Regions from separate parts of the Mus musculus genome. Here region 2 is linked to region 1. The links are chromatin loops, found by intact Hi-C in ENCODE. Cell type or tissue: left cerebral cortex. All regions are shown on one strand.

Region 1 (8,000 bases):
TACATGGCTTACCTAACTTGAAAAGGGGTCTTTTCCAAGAACATCCTCAGGTTGGTTCCTAAGATTCATTTATTCAAAGCACCTCTTATATCAATCCTCCTGCCTTTCTTCCTGTCACCATAGCAATCTCAGCAACCCAAATGCTTATGAAGCTCCTACCTTTCTTTTGCAAGCTGCTGCCTGGATGCTGACAAGCTCTTCCCCAAGCATAACCTTCCTGTTAAAGAGCCCTAATGCCTCCTGTTATAAGATAAAACTCAAACTCTGAAAACCAACCTCCAGATTCTTCTGTATTCTCTCAAACCCCAGGGGAAAGTTGCAAAAGAACTCATCTATCAATCGACACAGGGTTTCTAGACCCACCATCTCAAAGTCTAGCACACAGCACAGTGATGGTAGATGTTCAGATGCGCTCAAATTATGGGCTTCTGGGAAGGAACTTGGCTTTGAGTACTCATGTCTGCCATCAACTTCCTCCCTTGACATCCTTGAGTACAGAGGCACCTGTGCACTTCCCTTACACACTAGTATGGCTGATCATCATTGTATTTCCTCGATTGTTTGCCTTTCATCGTGAAACACTTGGCACAATTAGCAACTAACCTTTGGATATATAGCTGTTAATAAGCATAATAAGTGAAAAGTTAATGTCATACACACATGCACATACACACACACACACACACACACACTTCCTGATAGTTATAGGACATTGTGTTCTGGTAAGAGCTTCAGAGAACTGGGAAAAGAAACTGGATTGTCAGAGGAAAGCAATCACCCTTCCAAGCTAGTGGACCAGCCAGAGGTCAAGTGTAGATCCTTGAACAGTGCACAATGACTAGGGAAGCAGAGACTGCTGAGGAATGGAAGTCTAGACCTTCTGGTAAACCTTGCACCTATGCTCTTCTGCCTTCTTTGAAAGGTAACACTGCATGATCTAGTCTGCAATGCCATATATGCTCTATTCCTGCATAAAACCATCAACAATCGACCTCAGAGATTCCCAGAGTAAGAATTTCATGAAACACAAGCTGGCATCACTTCCCTCCCCCACCCCCCTAATTTAAATGCTCACTTCTTGTAGGTCTTTCCAGGAAACCTCCCTCAAATCTCTAGCTGTCTCTCAGGCAAAGTTCTAGATTTTGAACTTGTAGAAGGTGTCCCAAGGTTGGTCATCTTCCCAACTAAATTTCAGATGCCCCAGGTTAGAATCATGATTGCTTTCTAGACACTCTCACTTTTATAATTCCTGACATACCATGCAGTACTCGAATTAGTACTGGAGAAACGACAATACCATTAATGAACAAAGGCTGCAATGGGCAAATTAAGTAGTTTATACATTCAATCAATCAAAAGATGAGATTAACTAACTGAAACATGAAATTACATGGAATTTTCCAATTTTTAATATATTTTCTGTCTTTTATTTTTTCAAGCCTTGTCGTAGCAAACATCCCTGCTTTTTCTAACAATCTTTTTTTTTTAAGAATGAGCTATAAGTCACCTTAAGCAAACCTACTTGCTGCACACATACACACACACACACACACACACACACACAGAGAGAGAGAGAGAGAGAGAGAGAGAGAGAGAGAGAGACACTCAAAGACAGACCTGATTCTGGATGTGATTTGTAATAACAGAATTATTTTTTTTAAGTTTTCATGCGAAGTTTCAGGACTGAACCTGAAGCCACTGGCTCTGTTTCTTTTCAAGCCCATGCTGTCCCAGTCCACAGAACAACCAGAGACCCTTTTGTACTTACCTCCTGAAAAATGTTCGATGTTTTATTGTTAATCCTTTTGCCTCACCCCACCCTTTAATGACCACCTTCCTACCCTGAGAAGTCCTCTCAAGGATCATTAACCTCCTTCATAACTTAAGGACAAGCCTTCCTGTTGCCCACACTCCACTTATAAGAAAATAGGAGCTACTCTACTGGGCATGATTTGTGATTCCACTATAATTTTCCCATTAAGTCTCCAGTTTATCAGTCTCCTCTCCTACACATTCTGGTCTTTCCCTACCCTTTCTTCCCAGTCCCGCCCCCTGCCTCTTCCCCAACCCCCAAGAAGTGAACTGGTTTACCCAGCAGGTTTAGTCTTGCTTTGACCAGCTCATTGTTTCAATGTGATTACGATGCTGCCGGGCTTGAATCCACAGTTTATTAATTTCCAGGCATTTGCCATGTCCCTCTGTGGAGTGTCGTGTGAGGAGTAGTTGTGCGTGTGTGCACAGACAGTAACCAACACTCCTAGGATTGGCAGAGCCTCTGGTGACTAAGAAAACACTGTTGGTGGTGATCCAGGACTAGGGATGTAGCCAGTTAATAGAGCGCGCGGGCCAGTGTGCATGAAGCTGTGGGCTCAATCCCCAGAACCACACAGTGACAGATGTCTGTTATTTCAGGGTGGAAAGATGGAGGCAGGAGGACAGGAGTTCAAGGTCACCCTCAGCTAGACATCAAGTTCAGCCTGGGCTGCATGATGTTTCAGGTGAATCATATTATTTTAGAGGTGTATGGAATAAGATTTGAGAAGTGGAAGAGCAAGGTGAAAGGACGTGGCCAAGGTCATAGATTTAATACCTAGGAGAGCTGAGGGAAAAGCTGAGAGCTAGAGCTACCCAACCTCCGTTCACTGGGCTCATGCACAGGCATACAGCCTTCTGCCATGGCTCACATAGCAGTAAGAATTCAGGGTGTCCACAGATCTCAGCAAGGAATTATAGCTGCATACTGTAAGTGAACGCGCAAATGCAAAAAAAAAAAAAAAAAAAAAATGATGTTGAGCTCTTACAGAGAACAGCCTGCTAAAATTAGAGAGTTGCTATAGTGTGATTAAATTCAAATCTGCATCACATCTCCCTACCAAGCATCCAACATGCATTCCTCCTAGTGGCTCATTTAAAAAAAAAATTAAAGATGAATTTCACAAGTACCTTGAAGGGCTTTTCAAGTGATTTTCCTTTTGGCTTGATCAATACAGAGTTATCACTTCAGCGTGTGAAAATAGCTTTTCCACACAATCCCTGTGCACACAGCCACACGCACACACATATAAATCATTGGCAGCAGGTACTTTCAATTTGCTGGAAAATATTTCTAAGAAGTCAAAAAGCTCCAGCTGAATAAGCGTGCCTGCCTATTGGCTAAACGGACCAGTTGAAGGATCTGATTGGTCCCTGATCCTGAGGACCGATAAGACGGCTATAAAATCCCTGGGTGCAGCTCTTGGGCCCCCAGTTTGCAAAAGCCAGAGGTGCAAGAAGCAGCAGCAGCAGCAACAGCAGCAGCAGCAGCCGCCTGCCAGCCAGCCAGCCACACACACACACACACACACACACACACACACACACACACACACACACAGACAAATTCTTCCTCAAATCCTCACCTAAGCTTTCAGTATATCCAGATCCACATCTTCACTCAAGCCGGGAGAGGGAAAGAGGAAAGGGGGGGAGGAAAAAAAAAAGCCAACAACTTAGCGGAAACTTCTCAGAGAATGCTCCAAAACTCAGCAGTGATTCTGGCGCTGGTCATCAGTGCAGCTGCAGCGCACGAGGCGGAACAAAATGATTCTGTGAGCCCCAGAAAATCCCGGGTGGCGGCTCAAAATTCAGGTAAGCAAGAAAACCCAGGACCGGTTTCTCCCCCCAAAGATCTGTCCTCATTTGCCTCTCTCACTTTTGCATGTGTCTCTGTGACGGCTGATCTCAGTAATAAATGTGCTTCATGCCTGGTGATAATGAACTGCCAGTGTAATCCTATAGCCTTAGGAAGTGGAGTTCCTTTGTTTAATAAATTGCATGCAACTAACGAAGAAGCTGGGCGCTCTGCTGAGGGTATTTCATTGCATAAGCCTAGCCTGATTGCCTGAAATCTGGCACGTACCCTCTTGTTGGGGGGAGGGGGCGGGGAAAGGCTTGAATGTTGGCACGCCTCACAGCGGCTCTCTCTACTCCACAAGCTTGTGTTAAGGTAATGAGTGGCTTACCTGCTGCCATGCCTCTCCCTGCTCCTTTAAGACCTTGTAACTTGACTTCTCTACCTCTCCAGACAGCACACAGACAAGCCCCCTCCTCACACTGATTTGTGGAACCATAATCCTCAAGTCTGAAAAAAAGAAATTTTTTTCAGGGCGCATTCAGAAAAGGGGTGGGAGGACCTACACACCCCGTTCCCTATAAGCCTGCCTGTCTCCTTCCTCGCTCTCAGAGGCTCCATTCAATCGCCCATGCAGCCCGTGGTCCCTAGAAGGAAGTGCATTTGTAAAACGAAGCATTTCTTTCTCCATGGGGAAGGTCTTACTTTCCGCCCGACTCCCGCACCAGTTAACTGTATATGGTCCTGGCCTCCGGAGGCAAAGAAGCATTAGGACCCCTATGTCCCTTGACTTCTAGATCCTCGCAAACTCCTCTCCCCAACTGTTAACAGAGATGGGACCCCGCAGGTGTCAAAATGCTGCAGATGCTCCCCCTTGGAAGAGCGCAGGTCCCTGCCAGAGGAGGCCTTTTGCCTGGCTTCCTTTTGTACTTAGTTGCTATAGCGATGCCGTGATTCACAATTCGAGCTTGCCTAAAACAATAGCAGCCCTAATGCATATTAAAACTGCTTAAAGCAAAGTTATAATTTGAACCCGTGGAAATATATAATTAGGGAAATGACTTGTAACATCCCAGAGGCTGCGGGTGGTGGGAGGGGGGGCGGGGAAGCCTAACCTAACCAAACCATGCTTTTGATCTGGGAGGAGAATCCTACGGTATGAAGGCTACAGATCATTGCTTGCCGAGCTGCCTGCCAGAACACCCCTCCTTCTGTGGGAGAGAAATTACTTTTATGGCAGATCTTATCCAGAATGCAGAAAACCCGGTGCAAGTTCTTTGCGGTTTTCTTCCAGCCTTTCACAAGGAGTGCCTTGAACCCGTCACTCCACACCTGTGTTTCTCCTTTTTTGAAAAGAAGCCTTTTTAATATGAGAGATTATTCATACCTCTAAGCGCTGGACGGTGGTTGGGGGGCTGGGTGGATACAAAGGGCTCAGATTCCTTGTCTGCCAGTGCCTTCATGGGTTAAAAGCTCTCTTTGGGAAGGGTCTCCCTCCAAATGGACTCAGCAAATTATTCTCTGCCATTTGGGTTAAAATACCATGCTTTTTACTCTAGACTGCATTTTTCAGAGGGCAGATAGATTCTCTCTGGTCCTCCCCCAACTCCATCATGAGCCTGACCTTCAGTCACTGCCTACAGCCTACCCAAGCTCTCAAGTTCCAAGGGACAGCCTTTGATTCCTGTCACCAACAGAAGACACTATGCATTACAAGGTCTCTATCCTTAATTCTCTAGCCATCAAAATGCATAGAAGGGTGAGACCCAGAGAGAGCACGTGCCTAAGGGAGAAGACACTACCCCTATCATGAGTCTCAGAAGGAAAAACGTCCTTCCCCCAACCTCTTTCTCACCCCAATTTTCTTCCAATTGTTGTATTTAATGGAATCCCAAATCAAATTCCGAGGGTAAGTTAAGATCATGTGCCCTTGGTATTAGACTTTTACACCTACTGGATTCTACCAGAGCCCCCTTGGCTTGACCCAGACTGGTTCTGCTTGTCTCTTCCAGCTGAAGTGGTTCGCTGCCTCAACAGTGCCCTGCAGGTTGGCTGCGGGGCTTTTGCATGCCTGGAAAACTCCACATGTGACACAGATGGGATGTACGACATTTGTAAATCCTTCTTGTACAGTGCTGCTAAATTTGACACTCAGGTAACTGGACCTTGCCTTTAGCTCCCACTGGCTGCTTGTCTTTTTAACAGAGTGCTTGTTACTCTTCTTAAGAGCCCCAAAAGCCAACCTTGCTCCCCAGCCTTCTAACCAGGCTCATCCCAGGCTTGCAAACATGCTCCAGAACGCATGCGTGTGTGTATGCGCACAGATACACCAACACAGGTTGGGGGCATATGCACACCAAGTTTAGACCAGGAATAAAGGGTTGGCAGAGGCTGGCTTATAATATGAGGGATGATTAGCAGAAAAGCATTTTTGCTTTGAGAGGAAATAAAAATGTCCTCCTCTGAGTGACCTGGCATGCTATCTGAAATTCCCAGTTACCAGTCTTAACCCCAAGAACATAAAACTGATTCTGACCATCTTCACATCTGGGAGGAGTTGATGATGTCTCTCTCCTATCTCGTTTCCTGTCCGTGGAGCTGAGTGTTCAAGATAGTCCAAGAGAGAAGAGATTTTTCTCTTTTGATTCTCAGCCATGCTGTGTCCCCTTGAAAGACTCCTGTGTCATAGACCCAGACCTCTTTTAGAAGGTCAAACTCATGCTTATCTTCTTATCCCTGGCAGGGAAAAGCATTTGTCAAAGAGAGCTTAAAGTGCATCGCCAATGGGATCACCTCCAAGGTATTCCTTGCCATTCGGAGGTGTTCGACTTTCCAGAGGATGATCGCCGAGGTGCAGGAGGACTGCTACAGCAAGCTTAACGTTTGCAGCATCGCCAAGCGCAACCCGGAAGCCATCACTGAAGTCATACAGCTGCCCAATCACTTCTCCAACAGGTACCCGAGGGTCCTCTTCTTCACAGCATGGGGGGGGGGGTAGGGTGGGGGTTGGCCACCATAACCAGAGTAGCAATCTTTCCCTCTGGTGTTATAACAATCTTCCTACACAGCTAGCAGAGAGATGGTTTGCAGTTTTCCTGGGTGAGTTTCTCTGTCCAGTTCTTACCATAAGCCTGAAGGAAACAAGGAAGCTTCTGGAAAGTACCTTTTGAGACATCAGGTTTGGCTGAAACAATGACTGAGCAACAGAATAATAGGCCATGGGGGGAAAAAAACTTAGTCAAATGTCAAAATGCAGACTTTTATTAAATCTGTATATTTGGAGTTAGTCCCAAAGCCAGATATTTCAGTAACTAATGATCTTATCTCCAGAACAAGTCATCTTATTTACGCAGAACCAGATTCATTTTACTCTATGAAAAGTAAAATGGCTTCAGGGAGCCATTCTTGTATTCCCTTCAAAGCATTATGTCAACCCAACCCACTAGCCCAAGATTTCCCAGAAGGAAAAGCTGGTGGCTACCCAAGTATCATTTGCATCTCAGGTGACCCAAAGCTACTGGGTTCACACCATCTGACCTCCAGGCCTGCCTGTGTCATTGGTTTTGAAGCCTTTGCCAAATAGGAATGAACCCCTGATATGTAAGAGATCCTGCATCCTGGTCCACTGTGGGTATCAAAGATGTCTAGCAAGAGGTGAGGGATGATGCTTGGGTAGTACATAGACAGACAGAATCAGTAGTTAACTATAAGTCAGTTGTCAACAGCCTGCGGAGATGCTCGAAGCCAAATCCTATGAATGGATGAAATCCCATGATTCCCTGACTCTCCCACCAAGTCTCTATGTATTCACAAGGAATAGTTCTGTTACTCTGGTCCCCTAAGAGTTATCACACATCTAAGCTGATGACTCTCCTAGCCAAATAACCCCATCCTTCTGAGACAGACAGCTGTCTTTACCCCTAACATGAAACTTCTGTGACATATAGGAGCCATTCTCAACTACCATACAGCCCTTGAATGCAAGTCTATCTGACTTTTCAGAACAGGAAAAATCAACTCCGTTTTCCTCAAATATCTTGTCTTTCTATATCAACCTCAATTTTAACAATTCTCCTAGGAAGATTCTTGTTGAGGGAGGGAAGGGTTAATACTTCACTGGTTGTTGTAGACTAACCCTTTGCCATAGGGGGAAGAGATGAAGAGTTCTTGCTTGGACAATGGTTAGGCACAAAAGATGTAATTATGTAGCATTTTAAAGGGAGGTGTGTTAGCAGAGTCAGTACAAGTTTAGATTGTTAAAGATCCTATACACATAGGATCTCTAAAGTGGCAGGTAGCCGATTTCAAGGCTATACAGAGTTGGCTATTTCAGTTCAAGCCTCATTCTCCCTTGTGATGAGAGAGTCATGGTAGAAAGGAAGCTACAGAG
Region 2 (8,000 bases), 100 kb after region 1:
AATCCAGGTTCAAATGTAGGCAGATGAGTCAGACACTGGCTACGCGAGAGTCAGGGTCGCAGGACTAAGAAAGGTGTCATACTAAACAACTGTTCTTTCTGTCTGGATGCCTTGCTCAGGACCTTGGACCAGGGCCCTGTAAGGCAACTTTAGTAGAGTTTGAACGAAAAGGAAAAGGTATATTCAGGAATTATTCCCTTTGAGGATTCACCTAAGAGCTACACTAGAGGGGACTGGAGACATGGCTCAGCCTTTAGGAGTGCTTCCTCTTCCAGAGGATGGACAGCTCCAGGGCCCAGCATTCAGGACAGACAGCGCACCACTACCTATAGCCCCAACTGCAGCAAAACCAAAGCACGCTTCCGGCCCCGCACATTCACACAGACACAGACACATAAACAGAAAGTCTTAAAAAAAAAAAACTAATTTAAAAATAAACAACAAAGACACCAGTATCCAGGACACCACAGTAGCCGGGTATATTGTGGATACAGACAGTAATCTTCAGGGATTAGAAAAATGCCAGACCAGACAGGATTTCCTCCCCACAGCTATTTCTCTCATGGTTAATTCTTGCATCTATCCCTCCAGCTACTCCAAAGCCTCCTGACCAGACATATTAGCTCGTACCTTCCTCCTTGAAGCCCTGGAGGAGAGTCCTGGAGCACACAATGTCTGTCTGAACTGTCCGCCCTTACTCATGAGACTTGTTGGCGAAGGCCAAGCTGTTCATTTTCATTAGCCAGTGAGCTCTATAAAGGGTCCCGTGAGGAAGTTCTTCTCCATATTCAGGCCAAAGAAGCTCATCATGGCCGGCTTGTGTCCTCCCCACCTTTACAATCACGGGACCTTTGGACTCCGCAGTGTTCCTTTCCTTGCCTACCTTGGTGGTTTGTTCCCCCACAGACTCACTTGGCCACCAGCTGCGGTGCTGCTGGAGAAAGCTGTAGAACCTTTGGCAAGTAGCGCCTCGCCAGAGGAAGTGGGTGGTTGGAGGTCTAACTGAAGTCTTCACAGCCCAGCCCTATTCACTTCCTGTTCAATCTCTGCTTCCTGGGTGTGAATGCAGTGTGACCAGCCAGCCTCCTGCCCCTGACATCTCATCCTGTGCGCCTGCTGCCTTTCTCGGTAGGATGGACTACATCTCTTTGAAACCATAATCCAAAATAAACTCTCCCTTAAATGGTTTTTGTCAGGGTGTTTTATCACAGCAATAGAAAAGTAAACGCATCCTGCCAAGAAACCCTAGGCAATGGGGAAGGTTTAGCTTAGGTCCAGTAGTCTCCCCTACCCTACCCTACCCTCCCGTCCAGAACATAAATTGATACCCAAACAGAGGGAAAGAATTGGCTAGATGAAGATCAAAGGGAGCCTCTTTCATTTACAAAGCAATATGTGTGAGCCCTGCTTGGTGGCAGATGTCTGCAACCCCAGATCTTGGCAGGCCAAGGCAGGAAGAATTCAAGGTAAAGACAACGTGTGTAAAGGTCCTGGATCCGAGAAGAATCGGGCATGGCATGTGGTGCTGCTGGAATGTGTCCAGTAACGACCGTGACACTGGTGAGATTGTGTAATGCGTTGAAGAGCCAATGAGAAAACAGAGCCAGCTTGGGCAGACCCTGCAGGCCAAGGTGAGCAGTTATGGCAAGATGCAGCAAGTGCGTTGTGAGCAACAGTCTTAGTTAGGAACATGAGCTGAGCCAACTTGCTTTCTAAAGTGGTGTCTCTGGAGCATCCATGTAGGGAACACATTGAAGGGGGACTGAAACAGGCCAATGAAAGTATGGAAGTTGCTAGATAAAATATAGTGGCTTCCTGGCTGGGCACCTCCTTTATGTACAAGCAGTGGGCATAATTGAGACATGTTTTAGAGGTTGAACGAATAGAACATTTGAGTGCTGCTATAAAGCACTCAAATAATGTAAGAAATGTAAGAAATGTAAGAAATGGCTTTAAGAAATTAAGAAATGTAAGAAATGGCCTTAGAGGATGAGGCTACTGCTTGACAATAGAGTGTGTGTGTGTGTGTGTGTGTGTGTGTGTGTGTGTGTGTGTAAGGTCCCAGCTTCAATTGCCAGAACTGAAAAGAGTGGGAAAGGAGAGAAGCGTAGATGGGAGGAAGGGGGTGCCCAGCAACCACTGTGAGGCCAGATCTGGGCTGGGAACTGGCTCTCCCACTTACACTTCCTTTGACAGCACACCTTTACCTGTCACCCTTCTCTTGCCCTTCCTTTCCTTAGAAATCCTACTACAAGAGGCTGGTGAGATAGCTCAATGGTTAAGAGCACAGGCTGCTCTTCCAGAGTTCCTGAGCACCATAGCGCCATCAGGTAGCTCCAGGGGATTCAACACCCTCTTCTGGACTCTGAGGACACATGCGCTTGCACACACACACACACACACACACACACACACACACACACACACTTAAAAAAATAAATAAATCTTTAAAAAAAATAAAGGGAAAAGCTTGCTGCTTTGGGAACAGGGTCATCAGAAGCAAACTGAGCTTTGAGGCACACTCTGCCGCACCTACTCAGACTGAGTGACCCTCCCTTTCTTCCCCTCTCACCCCTCCATCCTGCCCAGACCCTAAGAAGTTCAGTTTCATTCGCTTTCCCAGCAAGCGTTCTCTTCCCAGCTTGGCATCATCTGCTACAGGAGGCTGTCACCCTGGTGCCCCAGACTGGAGCAATTGCATAAGATTCAACCAGGCTCTCAGAGCTTCACAAAGCCATGCTTCCAAAATACCCTGTGAGTGAGCCCCAAATAATGCATGAAACTGTATCTGGCCTGCTGTGCCCAGCACGCTCACACAGGAGGAGGGGCGGGGCTAGGCAGGACCAGACACCTGATAGTTTCTCACCACTAAAGAATGATTGGAAAAGGGATTAGGATTAAAGGGACAGGGGACAACTCTGGTGGTTTAGACTAGAGTGTGAGCAGCCAAGGGGAGAGCATCGGAAGGGCTAACCCATGGCGCCACACCCCTGCAGTGAACACAAGGGACCCTTCATGGAGACCAGGATCCCTGAGTCACTCTCGCCCATGCTCATTCACCTCAGTCCCTGGGATCATATCTCCTTAGTGGATGAAGTCACCACCAGCCTGCCTATAGCACACAACTCAACAGTGCTGTATCAAGACTGGACAACTATATTCTCCAAATCCAGGCCTCTGTCCATGAGTGGCCACGGCTGTAACAAAGTCACATGTCACATATGCAGGCTAGACTGGGGTGCTAGACACAAGGATAGAAGGTGGTATTCCTGGACAGACCTGAGCCCATGACGAGCTTCTCTGAGCTGCCAAATGTGGTGCTCACCCACAGTACTAGCTACTGAGAGGCTGAAGCAGGAGGATCGCTTGAGCTCAGAAACATGGGGCCAAACAAGGCAAAATAGCCATCTCAGAAAATAAATAAAGGGCTAGAGAGATGACTCTGCATTTAGGATCATTAGCTGCTCTTATAGAGGACCTATATTCATGTCTTCAAGCCCGCATGATAACCTAACAACCGTTTCTAACTCCAGCGCCCTCTTCTGGCCTCTGCAGGAACTGCACACATGTGATGCACAGACATATAGGAAACAAACAAAATATGTAAGGCTCATACACATAAGACTAAAATTTTTAAATTAATAAGCTCTCTTGGTTTTTTTTTCTGTTGGAATTTTCTATGACACTTGAGGGGGGACTCCTTGGGCCGCAGGGTTTGGGAGGTCTGTACTGTCCGTTGCTCTTGTGGTGGTGGTGGTGGTGGGGACTCCTTGGACAACAGGGTTTGGGAGGCCTGTATGTCCATTGCTCTTGATCCTAGCTCATGTGCCAGATGTCCCTGCTACTCTATGCCTATCTCAATCCCCGTCAGCAAACCAGCCTTCACTCCTTCTTCCACCAAGAAAAGGGAGGCCCAGGGGCTACCACATGCCTCTCCTGATCCAAGAAAAAAATAATGCATAAATATTCTACCATATACCAAAATATGAATACAAATTTTTAAATGATGCATAAAAGTAAAAAAGGGGAAACAATTTAAACTCCTCTCCCCCCCCCGCAAAAAGCGCTCTCTGAACCCCCACCCCTAATAAGGACTCTTAGGGCTCTGTCAATATCACTGGAGATCAGCCTGTGGCCAGTACCTTGCTTATTCTCATTTCCTAATCCAGCTTTATCCAGCAGTCACCAAATTGCTTAGAAACTATTCTAGCAATGCTCTGGTGCACCTCTGCTTGGATGCTCTAGGATCATCTACAAGGTCCCAGTTATACTATGAGGTCTACTCTCTGTGTCCCACATCTCTCTGAGTTGTCGTCATTAGGGGATTTTTCCCCCATCCAATATCAATTATCAGTCTCTGGGTCCCCTACCAAATGGGAGGGACTCCTAGGGGGATAGTTAAGCACCTCTTAACCCTGGAACCTAGCTACACATCTGGTTTAGCTACACACCTGGCTTATATTAGATACTTTATAAGTGTTTATTAAGTGAACTGTTAAACTCTGAGCACATATCCCACTAGTCAAACCCTTCCTGAGGAAACCAGAGAAAAGTGGAAGAAAGTAAAGGACATGATTGAAGGTGAACAGAAGGAAGGAAGGAAGGAGGGAGGGAAGGAAGGAAGGAAGGAAGGAAGGAAGGAAGGAAGGAAGGGAGCAAAGAAGGGAGAAAAGGGGGAGGGAAGGGTAGGAGGGAAGGAGGGAGGAGAGATAAAGGGAGGAAGGGAAAGAGGGGAGGGAAAGAGGAAGGAAAGAAGGTGGGAGAAAGGGAGAAGGGAAAGAGGAAGGAAAATGGAGGAAGAAAGGGAGGGAGGGAAAAAGAAGGGAGGGTTATAAGCTCTCCCTTATAAAAGAAGGAAGGGGGAGGAAAAGAGGAAGGAAAGAAGGAAGGGAGAAGGGTGGAAGAAAGGAGGAAGGGAGGGAAGGAAGAGGGGAAAGAGGAAGGACAGAAGCAGAGGAGGGAGAAGAAAGATCAGGGAAGGATGCCCACAGAGCCAGCCCCTGGGGTTCTGCTTCAGCTGATGGGACACACCCCTTCCAGTGCTACCCCATGCCTCCTGGGGTATCTCGGAGAACAGCCAGAGTTCTCCCATGTCATTTCCCAGGTGGGGTCTAGGACAGAGGCACTTGAGACCCATCCTCGCTCGGATTCAAATATCCGAACTGGTCAAGGCCCTCAGGCATCACCAGAGAACTCTGAGGGCTGAGATCCACTGCACAGTCAGTGAGCTCGCAGCAGCTCACCGACAGCTGTGCACTGTTTAGTTTAGTGATTTTATTTTGAAGACAGGGTCTCTTGTTGTTCTTATGGAAAGGAGAGGAGAGGCCAGTGGGGTGGGGGAAGGGGTTGTGAGTGATGACAGTATCCTGGGGGGATAGTGAACATCAGGGGGAAATTACCTTCCTGATGACTCAGAAACAGGAAATGGTGACCCAGAGGCGACACACGAAGGGCAGGCGTGCACATATGCGATGACATCACTTCCCTTTTGTGAGGCATGGAAGTAGAAGAGGGGGGAAAGGCAGCAATCAGAGAGAGGGGCGGAGGAGGGGGTCTTCTGCGTGTCATTGCTCGCATCTCCATCTCACCAGCCCCCATTCCTGCCTTGAAGGAGGGATTTTGCCTATGATACATGACCCATTTCCTCTCTAACCCTCTCAGATTCTGGCTAAAAATACAAGCAGGGTTTGGGGTGAGGGTCCCCAGATGCTCACTCCCTCAGAGCCTAGCACACCAGTGATGGCAATCTGAGCCATCAGCACAAGGAACCTGGCTCCTAAACCCCCTCGAACTGCCTTCCTGCTCCTGGAGCACAGGTGCAGCCCCCCACTGTCTCTTTGGCATCACTAGCAAGGGGTATCACCACTAGGTGGTACCCCTAGCAGCCAGCAGCCTTACACAGAGCAACGGTGTAGAGACTCAAAGGTATGCATCTAAGCATCCAGAACGTCGCCAAGCTCGAGGACAGCAGAGGATCCACTCCAGAGCAAGGTGTACCGTACCTATGCGGTTAGATGAACAACCAGGGGCCAAAAGGCCCTTCTCAATCTTACCACAAAGCGGTGACCAGACTACCATGTGGGCCTGTTCTACCAGGCACTGGGACAACCCAACCCTTCAGTCTTCCACCGCAACAAGGACTTTCTTCATCCACAAGACTTCAACTCTGCATCGAATCCTCTCTGTTTGTACAGCCTTGTCCTCCACCCCTAGGATCCAGCAGGTGTGCGAGTCCCAGCAGAGAACATATGGGGAAGAAATTGTGTGAATCTAACTCAGCATCCCACACACAGCAGCTCGCTCATGGTCTGCTCTCTCCTCGGGAGTCCAGGGTGACACGCACAGCTCAGCTGTAGTGTCTATGACAATGTACAGACCAAGGACAGAGTGTCACAGACACCAGCACAGTCTGCAGAGCCTGACCTGGGCTTTGCCTCCATTTATCTTTGCTGTCTCAGATCTTCTCTAGAAGAGAATAAAACCGAAGCGCCACCCTGCTAAGCCAGTCACTGATGACAGCCACTTGCTTTTTGTGCCACTCAGAACAAGACAGGCATGATGCCCTGAACCCAGTCAGCGGCTTCTTGCTATCCTGGGGCTTCTTCCCAGCAAATCTAACACTCACACTTGAAACAATGCCTATGAGTGAGTGTTCAGAAAGTCACCGAGGAGGGGATGGGGAAGAAAGACATATAACCAGAGTTTTGTCTTTGGAAAGAACTAATGGAACCAAGTGAGTGTGGGAATGCTGTGGCCCTGGGCATCGCGTGGTCCACCTGAATCATATGGTGCTCCCTATACCATCATGCTGTCCTCACCTCTGAAACACCCAACCCTTGGCCTGGTGGTCGAAACATTTCTTACCCAGGCAGAACTATCTACCCAGAACATGTTTGGGGTGGAAGCTGGGGTGGATGCCATGTTCAAGGTGGGTCACTGCAGTGAGGCAGACTCCATAGTCAATTGCAAGAAAGAACAGAATACTTGTTGGTCTAAAGAGAGGTGTTTCTTGGCTGTTACCAAATACTGTCCTAACATTAACTCCTGAGACTAATATCACCATAGAAACTGAGGTTCAGAGAAATGGTAGCATCCTGGACCTCAGCATAAGTCTCTGGCAGGGGCAGGTCTCCCTCCAGCTCTCCCTGATGTCTCTGACCTGCAGGAACAGGGCGTACACAGGTGCTGCAAACCACCCATCTCAATGGAATCTGACCAGCTAGGATGGAGCTCAGGGATAGGGCTCTTTTTGAGAATGTACAAGGCCCAGAGCCTCAAAAGAGAAAGAAAATATCTCTCTCCAGTGTTTCCCATAATTAGATCAGAACCTGAAACACTGGGTACTCGTTCTTTTTTTTAAATATTGATTGATTGATTGATTGATTGATTGATTGATTGAATGAATGTATAATAATACACTGTTTCTCTCTTCAGACACACCAGAAAAAGGCATCAGTGCTCTTAACCACTGAGCCACCTCTCCAGGCCCTGCAGTTTAATGACTATTTAGTCCCACTTAGTACTGCATATAACTCTTACCTTTGAGAAGTTTTTAATTACTTGCACTAAGCAGCCATCTACAAAAGGCAAAGTGTAACAGGAGGCACTCAAGAATGTCAAGAAGGGGGAAAGTCAAGGTTAGTTGTATTTTTCTAGATCAGGGAGGGGGAGTCACTATTTCCAGGCTGGAGGAATAGGGACCTGGGTACAGGAGGGCTGTGACTGTACAAATCCAGCCTAGAACATGGTGAGCCAAGCAATGGCCAGCTGTTGAACATGCAGATACAATGGTGGCTCACAATGCCACATCAGCTATCTATTGCTGTGTAACAAATCTCCCAAGACATCGACAAAACTGGCAATCTCCCATTTGTCCACAGTTACCCAGTGCATTCCAGACTTGAAACGCTGAGTTATTTCCATCACACCATTAACCCTTGGTGTCCCTAACACTGGAAGCCCCCAGATGACCGAATTCATAGCCAGGCACCCCAGCCAGG

The links. A loop is a pair of places that touch in the nucleus more often than their neighbours do. Peaks named below come from ENCODE experiments on the same cell type or tissue, not always from the same donor. Only the 100,000 strongest peaks of a DNase experiment are listed, where the experiment ranks them.
Region 2: a loop joins it to region 1, with 2.7 times the contacts of the local background. A loop is called at or near these places in 10 of 42 quality-filtered maps.

The regions. Positions count from the first base shown.
Region 1 is chr14:69,025,881-69,033,880 of GRCm38, forward strand. Stc1 (stanniocalcin 1) reads left to right here and starts at 3,409. Exons shown (of 4, transcript NM_009285.3): 1 at 3,409-3,627; 2 at 5,623-5,765; 3 at 6,354-6,565. The coding sequence starts at 3,510. It overlaps Gm41192 (a long non-coding RNA gene), which reads right to left and starts at 4,610. Exons shown (of 4, transcript XR_003951016.1): 1 at 4,316-4,610; 2 at 4,002-4,120. In left cerebral cortex, a CTCF peak has its summit at 2,911; DNase peaks (open chromatin) are centred at 130, 2,242, 3,138, 3,532 and 4 more places; H3K4me3 peaks cover 1,927 bases; H3K27ac peaks cover 691 bases.
Region 2 is chr14:69,130,629-69,138,628 of GRCm38, forward strand. No RefSeq gene overlaps it. Among named protein-coding and RNA genes, the nearest start is that of Nkx2-6, 37 kb to the right of the region's middle. In left cerebral cortex, a CTCF peak has its summit at 3,544 (motif pointing left); a DNase peak (open chromatin) is centred at 6,258.